2 separate regions of the Mus musculus genome follow, and region 2 is linked to region 1. The links are chromatin contacts, found by POLR2A ChIA-PET in ENCODE. All regions are on one chromosome and are shown on one strand. Each heading gives the region's core, a stretch centred on a gene start or an enhancer-like site at or near the end of the contact. The rest is flanking DNA. Distances are from core to core; before and after follow the strand shown.

Evidence for each region. ChIA-PET counts read pairs that join two places held with the same protein, here RNA polymerase II (POLR2A).
Region 2: POLR2A ChIA-PET joins it to region 1 with 14 read pairs in embryonic stem cell. The contact joins the promoter of Ube2s here to the enhancer-like site in region 1. POLR2A ChIA-PET finds 5 or more read pairs at or near these places in 3 of 5 experiments (Patski and embryonic stem cell).

The regions. Positions count from the first base shown.
Region 1 is chr7:4,523,023-4,529,218 of GRCm38, reverse strand. Dnaaf3 (dynein, axonemal assembly factor 3) reads left to right here. Exons shown (of 12, transcript NM_001033548.3): 5 at 1,109-1,266; 6 at 1,595-1,777; 7 at 2,000-2,125; 8 at 2,230-2,352; 9 at 2,688-2,805; 10 at 4,964-5,075; 11 at 5,207-5,281; 12 at 5,360-6,196. The coding sequence ends at 5,903. Among named protein-coding and RNA genes, the nearest start is that of Tnni3, 3.6 kb to the right of the region's middle. Within about 2 kb of position 2,303, at least 1 of the 3 ENCODE cell types and tissues checked has a DNase peak (open chromatin) inside an H3K27ac peak, as active enhancers do.
Region 2 is chr7:4,807,555-4,814,125 of GRCm38, reverse strand. Ube2s (ubiquitin-conjugating enzyme E2S) reads left to right here and starts at 1,786. Exons shown (of 4, transcript NM_133777.2): 1 at 1,786-1,963; 2 at 2,570-2,717; 3 at 3,514-3,704; 4 at 5,642-6,112. The coding sequence starts at 1,961. The coding sequence ends at 5,971.

The DNA.
Region 1 (6,196 bases), core at 1,054-3,553:
GTTCAAACTCAGTTCATCATCAAACTTGGTTGCAGGTACCTTTAACCCTTGCCCTCTGGCCCCCAGGTCCCATAACTCAGTACAGCTTAGTACATCTGAATAAAATTTTTAGGGGTGAGAGGCACTGGGGAGTTAAGACAGAGATATATTGTTGTAGATCAGGCTGGCTTGGACTTTTGGGAATCCTCCTGTCTCAGGCTCCACAATGGGAGATTATAGACACAAGTTGCTCTAAGCAATGGTGTTGTTTTTATTGTTAGTATAGTTGGTCATTGCCACTTGTAGCTCAGGGCATTGAGAATATATTGTTCTTAAACAACTCGAACTTAGTTTATCTGTAGCTCTCTTCTGTAAGATTTGTAAAATTCTAACAAATACACACACACACACACACACACACACACACACACACACACACCACACACACACCCCACACACACCCCACACACAAATAGCTCATTTGGTAGAATGAGCCCAGCACATGGAAGTCCCTTTGGTTTCATCCTTTTTGTTTGTTTGTTTTTGAGACAGGGTTTCTCTGTATATCCCTCACTGTCCTGGAACTTCTTCTGTAGACTAGGCTGGCTGGCCTCAAATTCAGTGATCTGCCTGCCCCTGCCTTCCAAGAGCTGGGATTAAAGGTATGCGCCACCACCACCCAGTGGGTTTCATCCTTAATACCAAATGAAAAAGACAAAAAAAAAATGGTGTTACAATATTAAATTATTTCATCTTTATTGTGGAGTTTGGGGTGTTTTGATTTGGTTTTGGTTTTGGTTTTGGTTTGCTTTCAGATAGTTTTATTGTATTCCAGGGGCTATGTCACCCTTTTCTGATCTCTGAAAAATCTTGCCCATGGTGAACAGATGTACACACTCAGGCACACACACACACACACACACACACACACACACACACACACACACACCGAATAAAAAGTTTAATTTATTAAAAGTATATTTTAAAGACAAGACTTGAGACTATATGTCAGCTTGCTTTGCTTTTGGGAAGTCCCAGCTTCAATCAGCAGTGCTGGGTGGTGGTTGCAGTTCCTGGATTGGTGCAGTTTGTCAAGTCTCCCTCCCTGTTTCATCCTTCCCTCCTCCAGAGCGGAGTGAGACCTTCCTGGAGCTGTGGGGGAACGCGCTGCTGCGACCCTCGGTAGCTGCCTTCCTGCGCGCTCAGGCTAGCCACCTGGCTAATCTGGTCCTGGAGCCTGATCGCCTGGAGGAGCAACTACCCTGGCTTAGTCTTCGGCTGCTCAAGGTGCCACAGCTGCCCACCTTTGTTGGAGGGAAGTGGAATTTGCTTGAAATTTGGGTGGCTGCAGGAAGAATGGAAATGAGCAGTTCAGAGGAATTGAGGGGCTGGAGCAGGCTGGCGTGTGTGTGTGTGTGTGTGTGTGTGTGTGTGTGTGTGTGTCCTAATTCCACAATTCCACCTCTGTAACTCCCACTACTGTGGCCTAGGGTTAGGGGAGACTTTGCTCTCTGTGCCTCATTTTTTCCGCCCCCATAATCACTACCACCTAATGGGATGGAAGGGGAGCCCTCACTGCGTCTCTGTCACTCTCCATGTTTTCCTGGCTGTGCAGTTCCGCGAGCGGGATGCCCTGGAGGCCGTGTTCCGTTTCTGGTCTGGTGGGGAGAAGGGACCTGAAGTCTTTCCCATGAGTCGCCTTTGGGACTCGAGGTTGCGCCACTACCTGGGTTCCCGCTACGATGCCCGGCGTGGTGTTGCCGACTGGGACCTACGCATGAAGCTGCATGATCGAGGGGTGAGGAAGCTTTGAAGCAGGTGGCCAGCATCTGAGTCCAGAGAGAAGGAAGAGGGCGGAGACTCCGCCCCCATATATGAGGAAGGGGGTCTAAACTCCTACCTAGGTCTGAGGAAGGAGGTCTGGACCCTGGAGTTTGAAGTTGGAGGAATTCCTATAGGTATAAGGTTGGGGTTCCTATACCAGATTAATCAGGGCCTTTTTCCCTATCCTCTACTCCAGGCCCAAGTTATCCATATCCAGGAATTCCGACGCTGGCGGGATACAGGTGTTGCCTTTGAACTCAGAGACTTGAGTGCTTACCATGTGCCCAACAGGACTCTGGCATCAGGTCGCCTCCTGAGCCACGTGCGTGTCTACCGCAGGCCTGGACTGCGTATTTTAGGTATCTACCAGTACAGGTCCCCAATTTGGACCTCACTTGCGATCTCATACCTTTGGTTTTTTTCCAGCGTGGGGAACGCGTGGCTGCGCGCGGATACTGGGGGGACATCGCCACGGGGCCCTTTATGGCTTTTGGCATCGAGGCGGACGACCAAAGCCTCTTACGGACGAGAAACGGACAACCAGTCAAGGTGTGGGCCTGGTGGGGCTAGGGTTAGGGCCAGCAGACAAGTTCCTGTTCTCGGCCTTCCAAGCCTGCCTTTTCCGCCTAGTAGCGCCAACGCTTTTTTGAGCTCCACCTCTTATTTTGGTCCAGTGTCTCCATCCAAGTAACAGGCTCTGTCCCCAACTTCTTGGTCCCTATCTTGGAGAGCTATGATCCAGTTCTCTTACTAAGTCCTAAATCCAGCCCCGGAAAAGTAACAAGGAATTCTAGTTTGGGGCTGGCTGTATACATTAAGCCCCGCCCCTACCCACCCCTATTGTTCAAAGCCTAACCTCTGCACCTCCCCCTTTCTCCCCGCAGACTGCGAGCGAGATCACGCAGCACAACGTCACAGAGCTGTTCCGAGAAGTAGCCGCCTGGAGGGGCCCGAGAGCCATCCAGGGGAATGTGGAGGAGACAGAGTCGCCCGAGCCAGATGGTAGGTAGCCAGCAGCTGCAAACTGCAGATAGTCACTGTTTTTTCCCCAAGCTTTGACGGAGCTGGTTTGGAATACCTGGACAGTTGCTCTCTCGTTGATATTCGTTCTCTTTTTCTCTCTTGTCCTCCCTTTCCCAAACCCTGAACCCCACCAGTAGGATTCTCAGCCCTCTCTGGAGTTCTAACTGGGAACCTTTACATTCCTCCCTACACCCTTTCCCTACATGGATTCTGGCTGTCCTTCTTTCTATTCCAGTCCTTAACTCACCTCTCCCTAGGTGCCTTCATTCAAGGGACCATTCACTTTCTTTCCTGTCTGTAAAATGGGTCTCTGCCTCGTGGGCCCACCTCCCCAGATTTGCAGCAATTCAGTTCAGCCAAAGGATTAAAAAAAAGGAAGGCTTCTAGAAAGACATGGAAGGTCGATAATATAGCTCAGCAAGGAGACGTGCTTGCCGTCAGGGCCTTGTAGCTCAAGTTCTATCCCTGGGATCCAAGTAATGGTGGACAGAGAGAGATGACTCAGTAAAGGTTGCCACCTGACCTACACACACTTACCGAGGCACACACCATCACCAAAATAAATAAATAAATAAATAAATAAAATAACTTTAAAGAAAAGGCTAAGAAAGTTGGGCGTGGACAGTGAATGCCTGTCACTCAGAAGGCTGAGGCAGGAGAAAATGCCTGGTTTGGGTCACAATTCCAGATATCTTCAGCTACAAGAGCCTGACTCAAAACAAAAGTAGAAAATAGGGAGTGTTGCCCCTTCTTAGAATTGGGAACAAAACACCCCATGGAAGGAGTTACAGAGACAAAGTTTGGAGCTGAGATGAAAGGATGAACCATCCAGACACTGCCCCACCCGGGGGTCCATCCCATAATCAGCCACCAAACGCAGACACTATTACATACGCCAGCAAGATTTTGCTGAAGGGACCCTGATATAGCTGTCTCTTGTGAGGCTAAGCCAGTGCCTGGCAAATACAGAAGTGGATGCTCACAGTCAGCTATTGGATGGATCACAGGGCCCCCAATGAAGGAGCTAGAGAAAGGACTCAAGGAGCTGAAAGGGTCTGCAACTCTATAGGTGGAACAACAATATGAACTAACCAGTACCCCCCAGAGCTCATGTCTCTAGCTGCATTTTTAGCAGAAGATGGCCTAGTTGGCCATCATTGGGAAGAGAGGCCCATTGGTCTTGCAAACTTTATATGCCCCAGTACAGGGGAATGCCAGGGCCAAGAAGTGGGAATGGGTGGGTAGGGGAATTGTGGGGGCGAGGGTATAGGGGACTTTCGGGATAGTATTTGAAATGTAAATGAAGTAAATACCTAATAAAAAATTGGAGGGAAAAAAAGAAGATAAGTATCCCAAGCTTTTGTCCCCGCTGGCAAGAACACACTCGGGACAACCGGAATCTTCTGCGGCAAAGCTTTATTGCTTACTTCTCAGGAAGACCCTGACCCCAGAAAATGGAGTCGCTTATATAGCCCTCAGCCATGGTGTTTCAGCACCTGATATGGCATGTCAGCTCCTGATTTGTTGCTCGCTCATCACCCCACTACTACGCCCTGAGATGGGCAGTGACTAGGAGTGAGTTCACTCTCGCACCTGCGTACAGGGCTTGTTTACTAGTTAGGCACAGCGGAGGCCAGCGCCATCTTATAATGGCGATTGCTCTCGGCACTGCTCTCCACAGATAAGGAGTGTAAATTCCAATATTCTTTGCAACTTGTGTGCACATCTCTTTGACTCTCAAGATTTATATTCATAGCCGGGCTGTGGTGGAGCACACCTTTAATCCCAGCACCTGGGAGGCAAAGGCAGAGGCAGGTGGATTTCTGAGTTCGAGGCCAGCCTGGTCTACAGAGTGAGTTCCAGGACAGCCAAGGCTACACAGAGAAACCCTCTCTCTCTCTCTCTCTCTCTCTCTCTCTCTCTCTGTGTGAGCATGTGAGCGCCTGCGCAAGCACACATGTAGGTGCCTTCGGAAGCCACAAGAGGGCACCATGTCCCCAGAAACTAGAGTTAAAGGTGGTTATAAGCTTGGGTTCTGGGTGCAAACTCAGGGTCTCTGAAAGAGTATCAAACCCGCTTAGCAACTGAGCCAGTTCTTCAGCCCCAGATCTGACCTCTTTCTTCCCTTCTCTTTCAGTGCCTGCTCAAGAACCCTTCACTATCCACTTTCTGCCTCTCGATTCTTCGCAGACTCTCCACCACAAGACTTGCTACCAGGGCCGGTTCCAGCTCCTCTACGTGTCCTGTGGGTAAGAGACCTAGGATTGGGCCCCAGTTTATTCGTTGTCAGAAGCCGGAACTTAAGCTTTGCAGTCTCCATCCTGCTCTGGACCTCCGTCCCCACCTGTGTATCTCAGCTCCTAGTCCTTTCTCTCCTTAGGATGGTCCATCTTCTCAGCCCTGAGCTCGGGGCTTGCGTGGCCCCCGGAGGGAACCTGGTTGTGGAATTAGCTCGGTGAGCCAGAGGAGTGGGGTGGGAAGGTCACAGCTGGGCCAAAAGCCAGGTCTCCTCACACACAGTTTCCCAACATAGGTACTTGGTGGACCTGCGGCCCAAGGAGTTGAAGGCGTTCTCTGACCGCGTTGTAGAGATAGCGCGGGTGGCTGGGTTCGCCCCTCACACTGCAACCAAACCCTCGGAGACTTTTGCGAGGTTCTACAAGTTAGGGGACTCCACTCCGGGTGGCGGAGACTCAGCTGTGGAATCTGGACCCGCGCCCTCCAAAGTGGAATCTACCCGCGCCCCTCTCCCAGAATCGATAAGTCCGCCCCAGGCTAACCAGGCCCCCTCTCTAGAGGCGATGAGCCCACCCCTGGCTGACCTGGCCCCACCTCTAGAGACAATGTGTCCACCCCAGGCCAACCAGGCCCCTCCTCTAGAAGCGTTGAGCCCATCCAAAGCTGACCAGATCCCACCTCTAGAGGCGATGAGCCCACCCCAGGCTAAGCTAGTCCTGCCTGTAGAAGCAATCAGCCTTCCCCAAGCCGACCTGGCCTCTCCTCCGGAAGTGATAAGCCCACTCCAGGAAGCTATGGCAACGTCCTGGGTGAATGCACCTCCAAAACATGTAACATGAACCCCAGGGACCACGTAGCCCACCTTTAACTGCTGAAGCAGGCCCAGGGATTGACATCACCAGCTCAGCCCACCTGCATGCGGTTTTACTCTGCGTTCCTTCTCAACCCCAGGGATATGACTAGAACTTCAAATTCCTTTCCTGGAACTCTCGGTTGTACTATTTGGGGGGTAGGGGTGAGGGTGGGGGATGGGTCCTAGACTGTTATCTGAGACTTATCCTGACAAGGATCGAAGGCTGAAGGGACAACCCTGGGCTCCAGATCCTCTCTTTTGTCTTGGGCCTTTCTTGAC
Region 2 (6,571 bases), core at 537-3,036, 290 kb before region 1:
GGCTACACAGAGAAACCCTGTCTCGGAAAAAATAAATAAATAAATAAATAAATAAAATAAAATAAAATAAAAATAAATAAATAAAAAGAATTGGTGAAGAAAATGAGTTTCCTAAGAACTATAGCCAGATCTTGTCAGGGAAGAGGGTTGTTTCTTTCTGCTTTCCCTCTAGCAAAGCTACAATTTTACAGAAAACATGAAACAAGACTCAAGAAATGTGCTTATGCAGATTTAGCTATGAGACAGGTTGTCAGAACTGTGAAATCTCTTCCTGGGAGATGAGGTCCTACTCCTCTGCAGTCAAAGCTTCAGTCTGTTCTCTCCCCAGCATGGGATTACTGCAGATAGTTTAATTCTCTCTAGATCTCTGCCATGCTGTCATAACTGGATTAACACTTCATGGTTAGTAAGAGCCTCTGGGAGTATATGTAAGGACAGGACCAGGAGGTTAATTATGGGTGAGGGAAGAGATGACCTAAATGTGGGCAGCACTATCCCATAGGCTAGAGGATGGATATAAAAGGAACGAGGCCAGGGTATGGTGGCATACACTTTTAATCTCAGTATTCAGGAAGTAGAGGCAGGTGATCTCTGTGAGTTCAGGCCAGCCTGGTCTATAGCTCGAGTTTCAGGAAGGTCAGCCAGGCCTGCACAGAAAAACCCTGGCTTGAAAAGCCAAAACAAGGGCTGAAGAGATGGCTCAGCGGTTAAGATCATCGACTGCTCTTCCGAAGGCCCTGAATTCAAATCCCAGCAACCACATGGTGGTTCACAACCATCTGAAAACAGCTACAGTGTACTTACATAAAACAATAAATAAATCTAAAAAAAGAAAAGCCAAAACAACAACCCCCGACCCCGGGGGAAAAAGGAGTTCCAGGCCAGTAATGAAATTCTGTCTCTCAAAAAGTTAACAGAAGTCTATGGGGTCTGGAGGTCAGTCACAAAGCTCTCAATAAGGACGTGAGACTTCCCTGACTTCTTCCTCTGGCACCCCTACAGAAACAATGGTGGCAAAAGTCACAAGTCATACTCTAGAGGATCAGGAAGTCCAAGCCCTCGGAGTCAACCAACCTGATTTTGAGGGCTTCCTAACACATAACAGGAGCGCAGAACAAAATGGAGCCCCATAGACAAATTATGTCCACACTTCCGCCCTTCCATGGCTTCCAGGTGAGGTCGCCAGACTCCCAGCGTAACATTTGCATACACAAAAGAAATTGAGACATTTCATTGGTCGAGGTTGGAGTCTATCACACTGAGCTGGCTTCCCATTAGTAGCTTTCAATTCCTACCTGCCCCACAAGTCCAGATCACGACCGCCCCTGTTTATTGGTCAAGGCCCCTTCCGTCATCCCTTTAACCCCTCCAGTCCTGTCTTCCCTCGCTCCGCCCCTTCCCCTGCCTAACCGTTAGTCGCGTGCGCGTCTTTCTCCAGGCCGGAGCGCGCGCGCGCACCCCAAGTCGTGGCGGCGTCTCATTCAAACGGTCCAATCAGCGGCCACGTCGCCTCGGCGGGCGCCCCCTTTCTCTCTGCTCTAGGTTTTTAGCCGCTTGGTTCTCCCAGGTCAACTCCTCAGCCGGCGTGAGCCCTCATTGTGATAGCACTCCTCACAAACTGGGTTCGAACTTCTGCTACTATTCTGACAAGAACAGAGAAAAGAGCGTTGACCGCCCAGCAACGTGCGCGTTGACGTACGCGGTCGAGACGTGCCGTGAGGGGGCGGGGCCTGCGAGTAGCTATAAAAGTGCGGTGTTGGGCGCGCGGCCGGTTCTACCGAGGAGCAGACGTAACGTTGTGAGCGTTTCGTAGCGGACGTCGGAATTAGTGGGAGCGGAGTGGGGCCTCGGGGGCCTCGCTAGGGCCACAGCGGCCGGCAGTTGGGCCCCCCGCCCCGGCCGGCGGTCCGAGGAGTGCAGGAAGGGGGCCGGGGGGACCCGCCCCCGGCCGGCTGAAGTCATGGTGAGTGACGCGGGAGGCCCGAGGGGCCGTTGGGGACTCGGGCAGAGGAGGCGACTGCGGCGTCCCAAGTGTTTTCTGGCCAGCTTCTGAGTGCTTTGGTGGCATGGCTGAACGTCCGGAGCCAGGAGTCGGCCCCAGGGCCTTTCAACAAACGGTGCGGGAGCCCAGGCAGCCCTCGGAACCTTGGGGAGGGCTTTGGGCGCCTTGCGGCCCGCCCATGGGTGTTTTAAGGAGCAAGACATCCCGCCGCCATTTCGTCCAGCCTTTTTCTTTTTGGTGTGTGTGGGGGGGCGGCGGTTGATGGGGTTGTTTCAAGCCTAAGTAGGGGAAGGGCTCCGGCTAGGCCTCAGGCCCACCTGGAACCAGTAGTGGACCCATGCGCGTCTTAACGAGCGCTTTGGGTAGGTTCGGGTACGCTGAGCCACGTAGAAGCTTTTTCTGAGACACCGTCCCGGTCAGCCATGGGGCAAAAGCCAGAAGCATCTTAGGTCCAGTTGACAGGCAGTGATTGACAACCTCGGACCTCTAAAGTCTGGATTCTGGTATCCACCCACCTTAATCCTAGCTATTTCAGGCTGCTCACTCTCCTTTTCCCTCCGTGCCTAGAACTCCAATGTGGAGAATCTGCCGCCCCACATCATCCGCCTAGTGTACAAGGAGGTGACAACACTGACGGCAGACCCACCTGATGGCATTAAAGTCTTCCCCAATGAGGAGGATCTCACAGACCTGCAGGTTACCATCGAGGGCCCTGGTGAGTGTGAGCACGGAAGGGAGGGGCCACTTGACCAGATTTCTTCTGTCTTGTGGCTGTGGGACAAATAGGATTCAGCCTCTCAGGTGCTTATGACAAAATGTGGCCTTTTGCTTAGGCTTGCATTAAGGCTGTCAAGTGTTACTTTCCAGAGACGTGAGGATGCATATAAGTGAAGCAGAAATAGAAAGTGTAGCTGGGCGTGGTGGTGCACGCCTTTAATCCCAGCACTCGGGAGGCAGAGACAGGCGAATTTCTGAGTTCGAGGCCAACCTGGTCTACAGAGTGAGTTCCAGGACAGTCAGGGCTACACAGAGAAACCCTGTCTTGAAGAGAAAAAAAAAAAATGTATGCCAGGGGATCTGAAACACTAATCAATCGAATGTCCCAAGACTAAACAAAAAGCATTGTGAGGGGAAACTGGTGGTAATAAGCTGATTTGCATATTTTAAGCAAACCAGTTAGATTTTTCAGACCTCATTTGTCAACTGAATTTCTATATAGTCAGCTAAAATCAGTTTCAAAATCAGGTGACTGGCCTATAATGCTGAGGGTGTGCAATATGTCTGCCTGGTCTGCTGTTAGCTAGTGTAGCAACTGCCAGGTGTAGACCATCTATGATTACCACTTGACCCAAGCAAGTAGGTAAATGAAAACACACCTCTCATGAGGATGGGGAAAGGCTTGGAAAATGGTTTACAGGAAAAGTTGGTGGGTTGGGTCCCTTTGTCCTGAAGAGTGGCAATGTTGAAGGATGTTAGGATATAATAAAGCAGCCCCTTTTCCTCCTCTTCAGAAGGGACTCCCTATGCTGGAGGTCTGTTCCGTATGAAGCTCCTACTGGGGAAGGACTTCCCTGCCTCCCCACCCAAGGGCTACTTCCTGACTAAAATCTTCCACCCAAATGTGGGCCCCAATGGCGAGATCTGTGTCAATGTGCTCAAGAGGGACTGGACGGCTGAATTGGGCATACGACATGTGCTGCTGGTGAGTTTCAGCCATGGTACTTCATCTAGTGTTTAAAAATAAACTGAAGTAGTAGGAGACAAAGTCAAATAGAAATGAAGTTTCCAGCCTTACTGGGAAATAATGGAAGGACTGCCTTATGGCACTAAGTACTGTATTGTAGTGTCAAAGTAGAGACCTGACAACTAATAGGGTGGTTTTATAGAAGGTAGAGAGCAGTGTGTGGTTTAGAGACTCTTTTTTACATGTTTCAATTTAAAAGTGAACTTTTTAAAAGCCCAAACTGGCCATGAACTTAACCTCCAGCCATGGCTATTATATTTTTTGACCCAAGCAAGTGGATTAATGAGACAAATTAATCAGAAGCTGGATTTCTAGGATTGTGCCACCTACCCAGCTGAGTGGTTTTCTTGTGGTTTTTGTTTTGTTGTTTGTTGCACTGTAACCATCACCACTATTTTAATTCAAAGTTGTTTTCCTGTACTAATGTTTTTAACTTGGGGGGTATTACACTGCCTGAGACAGTTTTGGGGACACTATTCAGCATCGTCTGTGTACAAGACTGGACCACAGTTCTCCTTAGTCAGTTGAGGTGGAGGTAACTGATCGAGGAGGCTCCAAGGTCTCTAAAGGCCACTTAAAGTAGTTAGGTCACCTGGTGCCTCCTTTGCACTTTTTCCCCCCTAATGAGCCTCTAGAGCTGATGGTTGTGAAGATAGAGAATTGGGGTTTCCTTCAGGGCACTTGGGAAGGATTAACCTCTAAGGTAAACAACCCCAAAAATCTTTCCTGTTTTGCCTTCCTTTCTGTATGTTGGTTGAGCTTGTTTCTATCCAAAGCACTGGAAATGCTAGATGGCTATTGGCTCTGCTTTGGGGCCTGTTAAAAGAGGGACATCCAGGCCTCCAATTTGGAGGTACAGTAGTAAAAGTTGAGGAGATAGTCCATATTCATTTTCAGCATTGGTAACATCTGCCGGTTCAGGTCAGAAACTCAGAGAAGTGCCTACAACCAACCAACTTAGCTCAGGACTGTTTAATTCATGGAACCTTCTGAACTAACATTTAGAATGAACTGGATTGGATAGTGTACTGGCTAGGTTTGTGTCAACTTGACACAGCTGGAGTTATCACAAAGAAAGGAGCTTCAGTTGGGGAAGTGCATCCATGAGATCCAACTGTAAGGCATTTTCTCAATTAGTGATCAAGGGGAAAGGGCCCCTTGTGGGTGGTGCCATCTCTGGGCTGGTAGTCTCAGTTCAGTTCTGAGAGCAGGCTGAGCAAGCCAGGGGAAGCAAGCCAGTAAGGAACATCTCTCCATGGCCTCTGCATCAGCTCCTGCTTTCTGACCTACTTGAGTTCCAGTCCTGACTTCCTTTGGTAATGAACAGCAATGTGGAAGTGTAAGCTGAATAAACCCTTTCCTCCCCAACTTGCTTCTTGGTCATAATGTTTGTGCAGTAATAGAAATCCTGACTAAGACAGATGGATATATATAATCATTTAAGGCCTGTGATCAGTGGCTCCAAACTTGGCATTCACTTTTAGTTTTCTGTATCTTGTATAGTAGTATAAAACACATAGGAAAACCAAATACAAGTTCTCTAATGCTAAATGCCCTTGAGTAATTTCTCACCTGATTAGGAAGGACCTCTGAACTTATGTTCACCTGTAGAAACAAGGTCAAAGCTACATTAGCTACAGAAAACTGGTTGGAGCAGATAATGAGCTTCCTTAGGAAAGGGCCTCTGGCAACATCAGGCTGCACTTACATGGCATTGGTCCCTTGAAGTGTTTGTAGTAACAGGAAAGCAGCCTTTGAGGGTGACTTTAAATGAATAAGGATGCTAGCAGGCTGGTCCTGATCTGAGGGAGCTGATTTGGGGGTGAAAAGAAGAGCCAGTGTGGTGACCATTAAAGCTAGACAAGCCTCCCTGACCTTAGACCCTTTCTTCACAGACCATCAAGTGCCTGCTGATCCACCCTAACCCAGAGTCTGCACTCAATGAGGAGGCAGGCCGCCTGCTTTTGGAGAATTATGAAGAGTATGCTGCCCGGGCCCGTCTGCTCACAGAAATCCATGGGGGTGCATGCAGCACCAGCAGCGGGAGGGCTGAGGCTACCCAAGACCTGGCCAGTGGGGCTTCAGCCTCCTCTGCTGACCCTATGATCCCAGGGGTCCTAGGGGGAGCTGAGGGTCCCATGGCCAAGAAACATGCAGGTGAGCGAGATAAGAAGCTGGCAGCCAAGAAAAAGTTGGACAAGAAGCGAGCACTGAGGCGACTGTAGTGGGGCTCTTTCTCCTTCCCTCCCTTCTGTCCCCTCCCACTCTGTCTCTAAGTTATTTAAATTATGGCTGGGGTGGGGGAGGGAGTTGGGGGGGGCACCAGAACCTGGATTTGGTTTTCTAAATAAAAAGTTGGAAAAGCAGTTTCTATGCCTGAAGTGTCTAGAACCTCTGCCTGTATTGTGGCTTAGGGTAGCTGGCATTCTTCTGTACCAAGTCTGACTTGCTCCAATTAGGATCTGAGTCACCTTTGCCCTGTGGAGTGGGGCTTAGAGTCTTAAGCTGGAGCAGAAACCCACTGTCTATTCCTCTAGACCAGTGGCTCTAACTGTAATTTTGTTGCTATGAAATATTTTTGGAGACAAGTTTGCCTAAAGGTCAAAGAGCCTTAGGTTTAAGAAGTGTTGCTCTAGAACTGTCTTCAGTAATCTGGTCCTGAATTGGGGCAAGGTTACATCTCATCTCAGCTCTGACTTTAAATTCCCTCCTCCCTGTTTGATTGTTTTGTTTTAAACTGTAAAAGCCTTGAAAGACATGCATAAGTTTTGTTTCCTTAGGGATCAACAGGGCAAAATGAAGTGTCTACTGGCCTTCTTGAGAGG